Regions from separate parts of the Homo sapiens genome. Here regions 1, 2, 3 and 4 are each linked to region 5. Evidence: chromatin contacts called from ENCODE Hi-C or POLR2A ChIA-PET data. All regions are on one chromosome and are shown on one strand. Each heading gives the region's core, a stretch centred on a gene start or an enhancer-like site at or near the end of the contact. The rest is flanking DNA. Distances are from core to core; before and after follow the strand shown.

Region 1 (2,700 bases), core at 147-2,646, 930 kb after region 5:
TTTTCCCCATAAAATTGTTGGCATAATTTTACTTAGGCACAGCATAGTTTGTACTGTTATCAAAAAACATATGGCTAGAACCGACATTACTAGAAACCAAACGAATATACTATGAAGGTGAAAAGGGAACAGGGAATGTTGTTTTTGGACAGATTCAATGCTGTTATTATCCCTTCATAGGTTGGGTGTGATCGAATCACACTGTGCTGTACAACTAAGTATGTTCTATATTTTATGACAAAGTAGGGTAGCCAGGCCCTTACACTACAAACTCCCAGAAACCCCAGTTAAGCTGTTTAAAGTATAATCCAATTCAATTTACTGAAAATAATAGTAACAAAATTTAAATCCCTTGCTTCTAGTTAGCCCTTTTCAACTGCATTTTCAGCAATTACCACCAAAAGAACTGCATTAGGACAAAGATTCTAGAGCGGGTATAATGGTCAAATGCCATTTGAAGGCAAAAACAGTCTACCAGGAACAAAACATTAAAGTTCCCAACCTTGCCAAACTCCCTGTTCTGCGTATTCTGCCTCTCTCAGTTCACCTTCCAGCTGCCTGGAAGAGGCAAGTGGAAAATGTTAGTTTTCTGGAGAGATGAGAATGGAATTTAGGGGTTGGTAGGGGGTGATGGGCTCACTCACGGACCGCAAGGCACAAGAGAAGTGGCGAACGTCTCCCAGGCAAATGAGGCATGAAGAATGAGGGCTGGAGTCAAGGGGGAGATGGAGCAAGTATAAAAAGGCAGAGGACGCGCAGGGGCCGCGAATAGGGGAAGGGCACGACGCGCAATCCCTCCCGCTCCAGCCCGGGGAGAGGGGCGGGGGATGCCGCGCGGGTCAATTTGCCTAGCATTGTTGCACCTGGGTAGAAATGGGACTCAGGCCAAGAATTCGGTTCGAGTGTTAGGAGGACGCTGAGGGGAGTCAGGAACTTGGGTGGGAGTCGGGGGGAAACAGAGCACCTGTGCGGGGGGGAAAGGGACGAAAACCCCCTATTGCTCCCGAGGGGCAGGGGCTGACCCCAGCGGACGCCCCTTTTCGCCGATGGCCGCGACGTGGGACCCCGCGCGCTTTCCCTCCCTACAGGAGCTCGGGCAGGCGCGTGCCGCCCTTCACAGCCCCGACGGCGGCAGAAAGGGAGGCGCAGGGCGCCCCCAGAGCCGGGAGAACGGCGTTTCCCTCGAGTCCTTTCCCCAGCAGCCCGGGCACCCGAGCCCACCTGGGCTAACCAGAAGCCCCTCCTTCAGATCGTACTCTGCCACTCCTCCGAGAGCTTAAGCCGTTGCCGTAGAGGTCGCCGTCGCCACAACAGTCTCGGCCTTTAGTACCAAAACGTGAAGCACAGCACCCGAGAAGCGCCACTACCACTTGCCAGGTTATCTCTTACTGCACACTGCCTCCTCGCCCCGCCCCCGAACCCAAGCCATTGGTTGCCGGGCACCGCCCCATTCGTCTATTGGGCCAAAGAAGATGCCGTTCGGTCACCTAGAATGGCATATGTGGTTTTTATTGGTCTAAATGTGAAGCAGTGCCCGCCCACTCCCTCAGAAGTTTCAGCTTCTGATTGGTTTTAATGTCTGTCTTTTCTCTTCCTTCATTTTTTTTTTCCTGTGGTGGAACACCTCCTTGAGGGAGATGCCGGCTCTGATTGGCTGAAAGGACGCTACGCTAGCCTGGGATAGGCATTGGGCCAAGGATGCGCCCGGCCCACTCGTGGGGGAGGAGACCAAGGCGCCGCACTCTGGGTTTGTTTACACAGGCTCTTGCTCCCGCTTCGTCTATTGGCTGAGCTGGAAGCCACTGCCACCGAGTTTTGCCTGTCAGCCTAGCAAGGAGGAGGGTGGGGGTGGGCCTCAGTAGGATTTCCCTCAGCTGTCAATTACCAAAGGAGGAGCTTTGATTCAGGCTGCTTTGGACCTGGTGCTATTCTCTGTAGGGAAAATTAAGGAATTGGGCTCCTTGGGAGGCTGGAAGGAAGCAAAGGGACGCTGGAAGGAAGCAGACGGATGCTTCCACGTTTCTAGAAACAAACCTAACTTCTTGAGTGCTTTAAAAAAATAAAACTTGGCCGGGCGCGGTGGCTCACGCCTGTAATCCCACCACTCTGGGAGGCCGAGACGGGCGGATCACAAGGTCAGGAGTTCTAGACCAGCCTCGCCAGTATGGTGAAACCCCGTCTCTACTAAAAATGCAAAAATTAGCTGGGCGTGGTGGCGGGCTCCTGTAGTCCCAGCTACTCGGGAGGCTGAGGCAGGAGAATCACTTGAACCCGGGAGGCAGAGGTTGCAGTGAGCCAAGATCGCACCACTGCACTCCAATCTGGGCAATAGAGTGAGGTTGCGACTCAAAAAAAAATACATCAATAAATACAAATTAAAATAAAACTTTATTGCCTCCCTTGGATTTAGAATGTCCAATCTGCTTGCAAAGGACTTCGAATTGTATTCCACAGGAAGTAGGGATTTCTTTGTGGAGCTCTTACTTTATACATTTTTCTCTCCCCCCCACCTCTCAAGCTGACTGTATACATGACACAAAGTTAGGGAATTGCAGAATGAATGGAAAAAATATAAAAATGAAAAAGATAAACTCAAATAACAATTATAAATATTAGCTGTATACTTTGATATGGTTTGGCTCTGTGTCCCCACCCAAATCTCATTTTGAATTATAATTCCCAATGTTGGGGGAGGGACTT
Region 2 (2,700 bases), core at 10-2,509, 710 kb before region 5:
CTATAATCCCAGCACTTTGGGAGGCTGAAGTGGGAAGATCACTTGAGCCCAGGAATTTGAGACCGGCCTGGGCAACACAGCGAGACCCAGTCTCTACAAAATAATTTTTTAAAAACTTAGCCAGGCATGGTGGTGCGCATCTGTGGTCCTAGCTACTCAAGAGGCTGTGGTGGGAGAATTGCTTGAGCCCAGGTGGTTGAAGCTGCAGTGAGCCATGATTGCGTCACTGCATTCCAGCCTGGGTGACAGAGTGCCCTGTCTTTAAAAAAAAAAAAGTGCATTTTTGAAGATAAATCAGTGTCGTGTGAAAAATATTTTTTTAAAGACAAATTTTGGCTTTTGCATTTTGTAAAATTCATAAGCTACTTATTAAGTACCTAATTTACAAAATATGTATTACATCACTGATAAAGTACTTAGTAAATAAATAGCTAAATGCTGATAGAGTCTGATTCAGCAAGCCTGAGTGGGGCCCTGGATCTATTTTTTACAAAAGCCTCACAGACAACACAGATCATCTGCCAGTTTGGGGAACCACTGTCCCAGGATCAGGACATATTTCAGATCTCTTTGAAATAAGAAGTAGAAACTGCAGTATACTGAGAACACTTAGAATAGAATCAGAGTATCTCTATACATGAAAAACCTCCGTGTGTGCGTGTGTGTGCACGTGTGTGTGTGCGTGTGTGTGCGCGTGTGTGTGCGTGCACACATGCACAAGACTAAATTAAATAAACCCTACCAGTGGTTTCGGGGTGGGAGAGGTGGTGAGGAAGTTTGCCCACGCTGGCTCTTTTGGTCTGGGGAAGGAAGCTAATGACTTTGCAAATTCCTGTCCCCTAAAAAGACCTGCTACTGGGGGGTGAGGGCGGAACATCATAACCCACATTCTAAATGGCTATTCAATATTCTACAGAGAAACCTCTTGCCAGCTGTCTGCTCAAGCTAAAAGTTTGAATGTTAAAAAAATCAAGTGAAAGACACAAGGTTAGTCCACACTCCACAAACAGTGTCCAACAAGAAGTGGTGGTCAAAAGGAAGAGAAGAGACAGACTCAGATGTGGAAATAAAATTTTCTGTTCCAAAGTCATTGCAAACTTACAGAAAGAATGCTGATGTCTAGCATCTCAAAACTCTTCCCTGGAGCTCTGAGGACTCTGTTGCTGGAAGTTAAGACACCAGTGAGAGCCCCATATTACCCCTACAGGGTTATATCTGTTGACTGTGCAGTTACACCCACCGTGATCATATGTAACTGCCACAGCCACAGAACTCCTGGCAGCAATTCAAATAAAACTCCACGTGAGAGATACCAAAAGGCAACAGAAAGAACCATCAGGAGTCAGGAGGCCTAGTTGTGGTCCAAGTTCCACAAATAACAAGCTATGACCTTGAGCAAGTCACTATACTTCACTGGCCCTCAGTTTCCTTATTTATAAAGTGAAAGTGAGGGACATAAACATCTCTCACCTTTGGAGCTGGACATTTGCCACATTTTGGTGATTCTTCAGGGATATGAAATACACCAAATAACCTCCGAAATTCTATACAGGGATTTGAATTACTAATTCTTTAAAAGACAACATTGCTTTCACACTGGAGTGTGGTGGTGAGCAGAGGATGGAAGTAAATTAAAAGAAGCTCCCTGACAGGTGGGAAGTAGAGGCAGGAATTAGGGAAGCATTACTTCCTTGGGGATATTCACTCTTTATGCTCCAATCACTCTGATCTCCCTAATATAGGCACATTTTTGAAACCTGAAGGCAAAGAGATTTTCTGTTAAAGATTCTCTGAAAGAGTGTTCAGGAAGTTTAATAATTTCCTTGAAAGTCACTCCTTGTATGTCTACTGTACAAGCAGTACAAGCAGTGTGTCCACATCCTCCTGGGTCTCGGCTTCATGGCTGAAAGTCCAAAGAGCCCGTTCAGCATTAGAGCTATACCCTTAGTGGGTCCAAAGACTCACTCTCTTCACCTGCCACTTTCTTGATATGTGTACAATTTTTTCATCTGATTCTTGGCCCTGAGTCCCTTTAGAGGCAACTCACTAGGTGCCATGAGCATTGTGGTTTGTGTTTCTATTCTAAGTTGACTTCGTTCCACTTTTTCAAGTTTCTGGATATTTTTTCAAGCTACGGATCTTCATCCACAGCACAAAATGTCCACTTAAAAAAATAAAGTGGATTTCTCACTCTTTCCCCTGAATGGAAAAAAAATGTCTTAGTTGTCTCTCCAGGTAAACCTGGGGTATCAGCCATGTTCTGATAGCCAGCTTCACCTGACCACCCTTCCCTAATAAGGAACCTCTTTTACAGAATAATTAACCTTCTACACTGCTCTCCAAGCTAATGGGGAACATCTGCTTAGGAGCCCTCCATGGCTGCTTCATCTCCCTCCCCGCAAAACCCACCCGCCTCCTTCAAGAAAGGCCCTAATGATTCTGGTATAGTTACCTTCTCTCCCTACCCCCTTTAACAATCTAGCATCTTCCTTAAAAAACACAATCAGGGAATCCTAACCAGGCAGGCGTGACTCCTAAGCAGATGGCAGGCCTCATAATTAGGTCATTACATAATACCTCTTCTCTAACTAGCTTCTCTCCACCTCATTCCGAGACTCTGGGTTGATGAGCTTTACACTGTGGTTACTTTAATTATAATTCGCTCTTGGGAACTTGGTAATACCATGTTTTGATAAAAGA
Region 3 (2,700 bases), core at 196-2,695, 650 kb before region 5:
ATTTCTGTTATCTTTGCTATAACCTGGGGACCTGATTACAGTTGGGTCAGGAAACAAATCTACTAGTGAAATCCACCAAGAGCCTTGGCCCTTGGAAAAACACGTTCACGTTCTCCGAAAATCCTCTCTTCCTTCCAATGCCTGCTCATGGAAGTGGGAAAGTTGGGTAGGAGAAGGAGAAACCCCTCTCTTCTTAAAAGTCCCCCCACCCTTCAGCCTTCACATCAAGATTTTAAGTTTTAGGAGGATGACAAGCCCATCACCCTGCCTTTGGCATAAAGCTTTACACTTTCACACATACGTTTTCTTGTGTGATCCTCAAAATTTGGCTTCTCAATATTAAAAAAATAAAAATAAAAGGCCACTAACGTAAACAATTTCGGCAACCTCCCCACACCCCCATAAGCCCAGTCACTTTCAAATCTCAATTTTAAATCTCTCAAGGACAATGACTCACAGGGCAAGTGAAGGGGGAAGGGAGGGTCAACTGGTCAAAGCCCATTCATACATGCAACAACTAGAAACCACAGTATTGCCGCATCAGCACAAGATTTTAATTTACGGCGCATTGAGCCCCACCGTACCTTCCGCCAACACCTCGTCCACTGTGACCTGCTGTCGCCCGATGCCGAAGACTCTTCCGATGTAGCCACTGCCCAGGCCCGAGGTGCTGCCCCCTCCTCCGCTGGAGCCGGAGCCCAGGCCAGAGCCGCCCTGCTCTCGCCGGGAGTCGAAAAACTTCTTCATCTTGCGAATAGGGAGCAGCAAAGCAAAATACCGATGGTTTCTAGATTTTTTTTTTTTTTTTTTTTTTTTAAGAAAAGAGATCCAAGGATTTCTTCTCAGATTTCACCTCGGAGAGGAGCCACCCGAATCCGGCCGTGGGGGTGGGGGCTGAGGGAGGATGCCTATAGGAATATGCGTGTCAATCGCGCAGCGGGTCCCCTCCTCCTCCAGAAAGCGATTCGTGTAAGTTTAAACCTGTGATGACAGAGGAAGAAAGAGAGGATGAATCAGTAACACGCTTAAAAATTCAACCGCTGAGTCCTAGGGGGAGCAAAAGCCATCATCCTGGGGAAACGCTTCATGTATTTTCCCGGCGAGAAAAACCGTGGGGCTGAAAACGCGACCCCGGCCCCAGAACCCGGGACCCCCGAGCCGGGAGCTCGGAGAAAGGAGGGATCCGAGCTGCTCCGGCAGCGCCGACCCTCCCGGGCACTGCCTCCCGCTCCTCCCGGGTCTCCCCGCCGCCCCTCGAGGCGGCATCCTGGCAGCACCCACTTGAGACGGCTCGGCGGCCGGCGCCCTGCTACCAGCCCCGCGACATTGTCACGGCCGCCGGGCCGGCCTGCGACGCAGAGAAGAGGCGGCGCTGCAGCGAGAGCCGGGGCCGCGCTCGGCTCCCGCCCGCCCGCCAGCTGATCCCGGGAGCGCCGGGCGGAGACTGACCCGCCGCCCCTCCCCCGCGCGCGCTCCCGCCCGGCTCCATCCACCCAACCAGGAAGTGAACCGCCGCCGGAAGTGCCCCTCGGGGCGGCGCGGCGAGGGACCGGGGCCTCTCCTGCAACCGCCGTTCTGTCGCCACGGATGGGAAGGAGTCGACCGCGAGAAGAGGACTGGGGGAAGAGGGTCTCAGTGCAGACAGAGTTCTGGAAAAGACTGTTGATATCACCCGAGCCGCAGGGCAAGCTGGGAAAGGTAGCTCGGCACAGTCCGGCTGCTGGACTACAAATCCCAGCATACTCCTGGAGGAGAGGGCGAGGCGGCAGCCGTGTGGCCTCCACGGCCTCGAAGGAGATTTGTGGGGTGGCGCGTATGTGGGGACTCGGCAATTTAAACACATCCCGTGAAGAAACTGCCAACAACTAAGTTCCCCCCCCCCCCCCCCCGCTGTATGTTCCACCCTTCTGGAGCCATCTTATTTGCGGCCTGGCCTCCTGGCACAAGGGATTCTGGAGGTTGTGGTTTCCGAACGGATCGAGACTGACACCTGAAGGACGCGGCTTAACCGCTTAGCCCCTAGCGGGTCCTGTGGGTTTCCCGACGTCTCCTGGGCTGAAATGGAAGCGAGAAGTGATCGGGAACATTGTGCTGGCAGTTGGATCCGGCTGCACCGAGCGCCAGCCTTGAAATAAGTAAAACCGATGCCCTTCCGCCCCTAACCTCAAAAGCTGCTTTTGCGTCTCGATGTTATTGAGAGCCGGCTCTGCGGTCAGCTCTGAGCTAGGCGCTGTGAGAACGCTCAGTAAGACAGTGTCTCGTCTGGAAATGTACAGGCGAGATTCAAACCGAGAAACTGCCAAAGGTTGTGTGCAGGGCAGATCCTAGGATACCGGAGACCCAGCCCGTTGGCTTGACCTCAAAACTCGGGGGCTTTTCGGCCCATGCTGTCCCTTAATTCCTCCTCCTTTGCTGACGCTGTGGGTGCGCATCAAAGCCTAAACTTCACTAGCTCCCTTGCACACAAGAACACTAACCCTAACCTGACCAGTTATTTATTTTTCACTTCAAGATTCTTCCATTGATACTTACGTTTCCCTGATACCGTCCAAGTGCTGAGGGCGGGGATGGACTGTGTGATTTGCATCTGCCAAATGCAGAAAATTTGGAAGGTCAGTTGGTACACTTTTCCGACCTAGATTTCCTGATGGATGATGCTGAAGAGTGGCAAGTTGCTGCCAAAAACAAACAAAAAAACCT
Region 4 (2,700 bases), core at 170-2,669, 590 kb after region 5:
TCCTGGACTTTTCCACCCACATTTATGATCCCTCGCAGCGTATAACCACTACGTACCTCTCCAAACCCAACAAACTTTGCAGCCTGCGCAGACAAAGGTTTCTATGTTTCTCTCTCCATTTCTACTTGGCAAACCCCTGCCTGGGGCTGTACTCGGGAGTCACCTTCACTTCCTTGCTAAGTCAGGTGAAGCCTTACCTGACTTTCTCCAGGCTGGGGAAAGAACCCCCACACCCCTCACCCACTCCCCGGCTCCCATTGCCTCTTCTTTCCTCTCCCTACCGTGCTGCCCACTTTGCGCGGTAATTTTTGCTCCAAGGGCCTGCCTCCCAGAGGCTTGGGGTGCAGGGAAAGTGCTCTAAGGGTGGGACTGATTTAGTCTGGACATTCCTGACCGGTAGCACCACGCCCATAATGACCCGAAAATAAATGCCTGCGTAAATTGCTTTGGGAAGCGGTTGGGCAATTTATTAAGAGTAGTGAAAATGTCCCCTTCCTGCTGAAACAGTAAGAATCTTGAAGAAATAATCCTCCCCAAAGGAGAAAACTATATACACGAAGATTTTAGGTTGTGTATTATTTTCATACAGAAAAACTGGACACGGAAGAATATCAAGTAATTGAACGGTTAAGTAAATTACACAGTAACATAATAGAGCATTACTCGGCCATTGAAAAGTATACTTATGAGGATCATAGCACATAGCAAATACTGAAGTGTGGCCTCAAGTAGAAAAGACTGAATACAAAACTACATGTTCACCAGGACTAACATTATGCAAAATAAAGATGCACATTTAAAAAAAAAAAAAAAAAAGACTGAGTCTTTTAGGGGTAGCACGGGGATATTTTTCCTGCTTTCAATTCTATTATTGCTGTTCTAGCCATGCGAACAGTGCACAGAGGTTGGAAGTGGCGTCAAGAGGAGTCTTACCATTGTGTATATGACTGTAAAACTGAGAAAAAGAAGGTAATATCAGCCTGGGGAATGCATTTCTAATGGCGGGACTTCCTGCACCTTGACCTGCCAGTCGGGGTTGTGGCCCGGCAGTGGCATTCCCAGGGGGTCTCAGAACAAAACGACGGCCACAGAGTCCACCTGGACAAAAGGGCAGGGAAGGGGCCCCTCGCCCTTGACCCTTGGGCTCTGCTCCGGCCACCCTGAGCCGAAGGCTGTTTGGGTGAATGCGTGGGGTTTCTCCGGCGATCGATCCCTTTGGACTGGCTTCCCCACTAGCAACCTGCGCGTCCCCACCAGAACCAGCCGGCTGGCCGAGCGAAAGCCCGGTTTCGGGAGACCTTGCGGGGAGAGCAGCTGGCCCTCGCCCACCGGGCCGCGCTTTGTCTAGGGCGCGAGTCCGCCCGTTTCCGGCCCCGCCCCTCGCCCTGGTCCCAGTCCGCCCCTCCCCCTACCCGGCTTCCGCGTCTCCGCTCCCGCGCTGCCGGCTTCCGCGGCTTCCCCCACTTCTCAGCCTGCTTCTCTCTCCCCTCTCCTTCCTTTCCTGTCCTTTCACACTCGCGCCCCAGCCCCCGTCACCATCTACCCCAAGGACTTGCAAACTTCGCCCCTGAGGAGCGGACTCTTCGGTTCTCCGTGGAAAATCAACCAGACCCAAAACAGAGGTCCCGGGTTTGGGGATACCACGCCGCGCGCCTGAGCATCCGGGCTCCATTTCTCCAGGCGACATCTGCGGGAAGGGAGACCTAAAGGCCAAGGCTGGGGACGAGAGGCAGGTGCCTGGAGTAGTGGACGGTGGAAATGGCGACGGCGGCCTGCACCCAGCGATCCCGAAAGTGCCCATGTATCCGTCCATCTGGGTTTTTTTTTTTCTTAGATCATCCACCAAGGCCGGGGTTTCCGAGTGAGGCGCCCACTTCGCATCCCACAGTACCGCCAGGTGTGTTTCCCATGAGCTCTTTAAGAGAGAACCCAAGAGCTCTTTAAGAGAGAACCCAAATAATGTGTGAATACCTTCTCCAATAACTTCAAGTCAGAGGCTCAGACACACACACACACACACACACACACACCCCTAAAACATATTTATTTCGTGGAAGAGCGTGTATCCCTCGGCTGTCCTTCCAGCTCTCCCTTGGTGCGTGTGCAGGACGCACAGAAGGGTGGAGTGTGGGTTGCGATTATTTTTACACAGAAGGTGTCACACTCTGGGATCTGTTCCGCAGGGAGGCCACAGGTGCCAGGAGACGCGGGAGAGACTGGCTCCTGCCAAGAACATTTCTTTGCATTGTTCAGTGCGGTTTTTTATTTTTATTTTTGACTGTTTGTTTGCCTAAGAGATGACTTCCCTTGCCAGAAAAAAAAAAGTGTTGTAAAAATAAAAGGAAACGGGATTACGATGTAAAAGACGAATAGATAAACCCGGTTCCGCAGATCTGCGGCGCGCGCGCCTGGCGACCTCGGATACATTCATTGAAGTTGCCGCGCACTCGTACCCGGGTTCACCTCGCCCCTCGCTCATTCCTCCCGACCAAGGCCCATGGTCAGAGGTGTCCTCGCCCCGCGGCCGTCAGAGGGCGCGGCCTACACTCGAATGCCGGCCGAGCCCTCCACGCGCTCGGAACTTGGGCTTCCCGGTGCAGCCTCCCCGCGATCGCAATGCCCGCTGCCTTTCCCGAGCCCAGTCCGGAACCCGCCTCTCTCGGGGACCTTGACCTCGCGCGGACCTCGTCGCCTTGCTTA
Region 5 (2,700 bases), core at 157-2,656:
ACCTTTAAATGCAAAAATATTATTATTTTTTGAAACAGAGTTTCGGTCTTGTTACCCAGGCTGGAGGGCAATGGCGCGATCTTGACTCACTGCAACCTCCGCTTCCCGGGTTCAAGCGATTCTCCTGCCTCAACCTCCGGAATAGCTGAGACTACAGGCGCACACCACCTGCCTGGCTAATTTTTTGTATTTTTAGTAGAGACGGGGGTTTCACCATGTTGGCCAGGCTGGTCTCGAACTCCTGACCTCAGGTGATCCTCCCGCCTCAGCCTCCCAAAGTGCTGGGATTACAGGCGTGAGCCACTGTGCCCGGCCGCAAAATTATTAAATAGGAACTTTACCTTTTGTCTGACTTCCATGGGCCTGGTAATAAATGAACTAACTATACACAAAGCCAACCACATGCTACGCCAGAAAAAACTGATCCCTGTAAAAATTTTGCATCCTTTGTGCAATCCAACTAATACATGTAGAATTCCAGCATCAGGAAGTATAAGCAAAACAGAAACGTAGTCAGGAAACACATAACCTGTTAAGTCCACTCAAAAAGTATTTGAGGAATTCAAAGCTTTACGTTGAGTCCTACCTAAAGTAAGGCTCTCCTACTTAAAGTTGTTTGACTTTACTGGGTGTGTAGAAAAAACTTCAAAAAATTAGCCTTCTCTGACTAGAAAAAATTAATGTTCTTAAAAAAAAAGAAAAATGAATGTTCTTATATAGTTTCAACATCAGAGCAAGATAACACATGACATTCAAGCTTAACGTAAAAGAAGGCAAGAAAAAGGAATGAGGTTTCTAAGTAAAAGCTCAAACACCTACAAACACATTTGCTAAGACTAAAGTGGCTTTCGGATTCTGATGCCTCACGTAGTTTTAAAAACACTTCCTTCCCTTCCAGCCCCTCCTTAGTTCCTTCAGAGAATTTCCCCCTCTAGCCGTCTATCTAGAACATGATACTATTCGAGATGTTCAACAAAAGGTAGCACTGGAGATCTTCAAGGAACGAGGGACAGCGCCGGGTGACCAGGGGCCAGACCGCGGGACCTGGAGACTAGTCGGCCGGAAGGAGGTGCCGTGGCTGCCGGCTGTAACCACACCGACGCGCGAGCTCTGCGCGGGCTTCACGTCTCATGCGCGGGAGCCTGGCCGGGATCCCGGCGACCTCGGACCGGAAGAAGAAATGAAGTGAAGCGGCTCAAGACATTCGGCTAACGGAGAGGGAACCAAGGGACTCGCAGGACGCAAATAACTGACCACTTCGGTTTGGCTCTCACACATACTTACTTTTTCAACTCGGGAGGGTGAGCTTTGCTCATGGTGTATACTCCGCGGGCTCACAGATGCCTTGGAACGCAACGCACGGCTTTCCTCACGCTCCCGCTGTAGGCCCGGCGTCTTGCGTCTGGCGTCATCGACCTCGTTAGCCAATGGATTGTTGGCAGTTTTTACATTTCACCTCGCGATATCTCAGCGCCTCGGTCATCGTTGAGCTTCCGGTTATGTCCTCAGCGATTGGCCAGGACGGAGGGGTGCGTCCTCTAGGCACCTTTCTGAATTCCGTTTTCCTTGTACAAAATTGAGATAACGGGTATTCCACCGGTGGGTATCCCTGCTCTTTTTCTTTTCTTTTTGAGACGGAGTCTAGCTCTGTCGCCCAGGCTGGAGTGCAGTGGCGCGATCTCGGCTCACTGCAAGCTCCGCCTCCCGGCCTCACGCCATTCTCCTGCCTCAGCCACCCGAATAGCTGGGACTACAGGCGCCCGCCACCATGCCCGGCTAATTTTGTGTATTTTTTAGTAGAGACGGGGTTTCGCCGTGTTAGCCAGGATGGTCTCGATCTCCTGACCTCGTTATCCGCCCGCCTCGGCCTCCCAAAGTGCTAGGATTACAGGCGTGAGCTACCGCGCCCAGCCGGTTATCCCTGCTCTTGTCTATGGAACAGCCAAAATAAATAAAAATAAATAAATAAATAAAAAAAGCCGGGCGCCGTAAATCCCAGAACTTTGGATCTCTTGAGCCCAGGAGTTCGAGACCAGCCTGTGCAACATAGCGAGACCCCTTCTCTATTTAAAAAATAAAATTGAGATATTGAGATAACGGTCCCGTCTCTAGCTCCTGGGCAAACCCGGCCAATCCCGCATGTCTGTGGATCGTATCGCTTATTTTCTTCATATATACCAATATACCAAATGATAATGATCCCTGGAGGAATGGGCCTCTCTCTATATATGTATATTTTTTTGAGACGGAGTCTTGCTCTGTCGCCCAGGCTGGAGTGCAGTGGCGCGATCTCGGCTCACTGCAAGCTCTGCCTCCCGGGTTCACGCCATTCTCCTGCCTCAGCCTCCCGAGTAGCTGGGACAACAGGTGCCCGCCACCACGCCGGGCTGATTTTTTGTATTTTTAGTAGACACCGTATTTCACTGTGTTAGCCAGGATGGTCTTGATCTCCTGACCTCGTGATCCGCTGGCCTCGGCCTCCCAAAGTGCTGGGATTACAGGCGTGAGCCCCCGCTCCCGGCTGGGCCTCTATATTTTTTTGGCAGGTAACCCTACAGCATACTGTCAGACCAAGTAGGGTTCCCGTAACATGTAAATTAGCAGCCTCTGAACCATTGTAGAGTAAGGTGACTGGGTCTGTCTCCAAGAATTTGAATCTATTTCTGACTGAGGGGTCTTGCAAAAAAAATTTTTTTTGAG

The links. Hi-C counts contacts between places; a loop is a spot of excess contacts on that map. ChIA-PET counts read pairs that join two places held with the same protein, here RNA polymerase II (POLR2A). Pooled maps may share reads with other maps.
Region 1: a loop to region 5 is called in a pooled map, with 17 times the contacts of the local background. The contact joins the promoter of PAIP2B here to the promoter of SNRPG in region 5. A Hi-C loop is called at or near these places in 1 of 168 maps with a recorded cell type or tissue (naive thymus-derived CD4-positive, alpha-beta T cell), 3 of 37 single-sample maps with no recorded cell type and 15 of 50 pooled maps. POLR2A ChIA-PET finds 5 or more read pairs at or near these places in 2 of 52 experiments (Caco-2 and activated T-cell).
Region 2: a pooled map shows a loop between it and region 5 (2.9-fold over the local background). The contact joins the enhancer-like site here to the promoter of SNRPG in region 5. A Hi-C loop is called at or near these places in 1 of 50 pooled maps. POLR2A ChIA-PET finds 5 or more read pairs at or near these places in 3 of 52 experiments (A549, RWPE1 and activated T-cell).
Region 3: a map of CD8-positive, alpha-beta T cell shows a loop between it and region 5 (3-fold over the local background). The contact joins the promoter of AAK1 here to the promoter of SNRPG in region 5. A Hi-C loop is called at or near these places in 4 of 168 maps with a recorded cell type or tissue (B cell, CD8-positive, alpha-beta T cell and naive thymus-derived CD4-positive, alpha-beta T cell), 8 of 37 single-sample maps with no recorded cell type and 13 of 50 pooled maps. POLR2A ChIA-PET finds 5 or more read pairs at or near these places in 4 of 52 experiments (CD4-positive, alpha-beta T cell, activated CD4-positive, alpha-beta memory T cell, activated naive CD4-positive, alpha-beta T cell and 1 more).
Region 4: a map of CD8-positive, alpha-beta T cell shows a loop between it and region 5 (7-fold over the local background). The contact joins the promoter of LINC01143 here to the promoter of SNRPG in region 5. A Hi-C loop is called at or near these places in 3 of 168 maps with a recorded cell type or tissue (CD4-positive, alpha-beta T cell, CD8-positive, alpha-beta T cell and naive thymus-derived CD4-positive, alpha-beta T cell), 1 of 37 single-sample maps with no recorded cell type and 12 of 50 pooled maps. POLR2A ChIA-PET finds 5 or more read pairs at or near these places in 2 of 52 experiments (activated CD4-positive, alpha-beta T cell and activated naive CD4-positive, alpha-beta T cell).

The regions. Positions count from the first base shown.
Region 1 is chr2:71,225,707-71,228,406 of GRCh38, forward strand. PAIP2B (poly(A) binding protein interacting protein 2B) reads right to left here and starts at 1,397. Exons shown (of 4, transcript NM_020459.1): 1 at 1,222-1,397. RefSeq lists enhancers at 827-1,327, 1,543-1,682.
Region 2 is chr2:69,581,717-69,584,416 of GRCh38, forward strand. The region is part of intron 2 of AAK1 (AP2 associated kinase 1); the gene reads right to left. Among named protein-coding and RNA genes, the nearest start is that of AAK1, 61 kb to the right of the region's middle. RefSeq lists a silencer at 1,101-1,395. Within about 2 kb of position 1,260, at least 12 of the 41 ENCODE cell types and tissues checked have a DNase peak (open chromatin) inside an H3K27ac peak, as active enhancers do.
Region 3 is chr2:69,642,294-69,644,993 of GRCh38, forward strand. AAK1 (AP2 associated kinase 1) reads right to left here and starts at 1,446. Exons shown (of 22, transcript NM_014911.5): 1 at 1,282-1,446; 2 at 585-981. The coding sequence starts at 747. It also overlaps a transcript of ANXA4 not described here. RefSeq lists a silencer at 1,195-1,524 and enhancers at 1,605-1,874, 2,630-2,700.
Region 4 is chr2:70,886,452-70,889,151 of GRCh38, forward strand. It overlaps LINC01143 (long intergenic non-protein coding RNA 1143), which reads left to right and starts at 1,420. Exons shown (of 4, transcript NR_126384.1): 1 at 1,420-1,729; 2 at 1,835-1,897. RefSeq lists an enhancer at 1,277-1,927.
Region 5 is chr2:70,292,334-70,295,033 of GRCh38, forward strand. It overlaps SNRPG (small nuclear ribonucleoprotein polypeptide G), which reads right to left and starts at 1,407. Exons shown (of 4, transcript NM_003096.4): 1 at 1,285-1,407. The coding sequence starts at 1,316. LOC124906023 (a long non-coding RNA gene) reads left to right here and starts at 1,569. Exons shown (of 2, transcript XR_007086880.1): 1 at 1,569-1,599. RefSeq lists enhancers at 165-1,072, 1,089-1,568.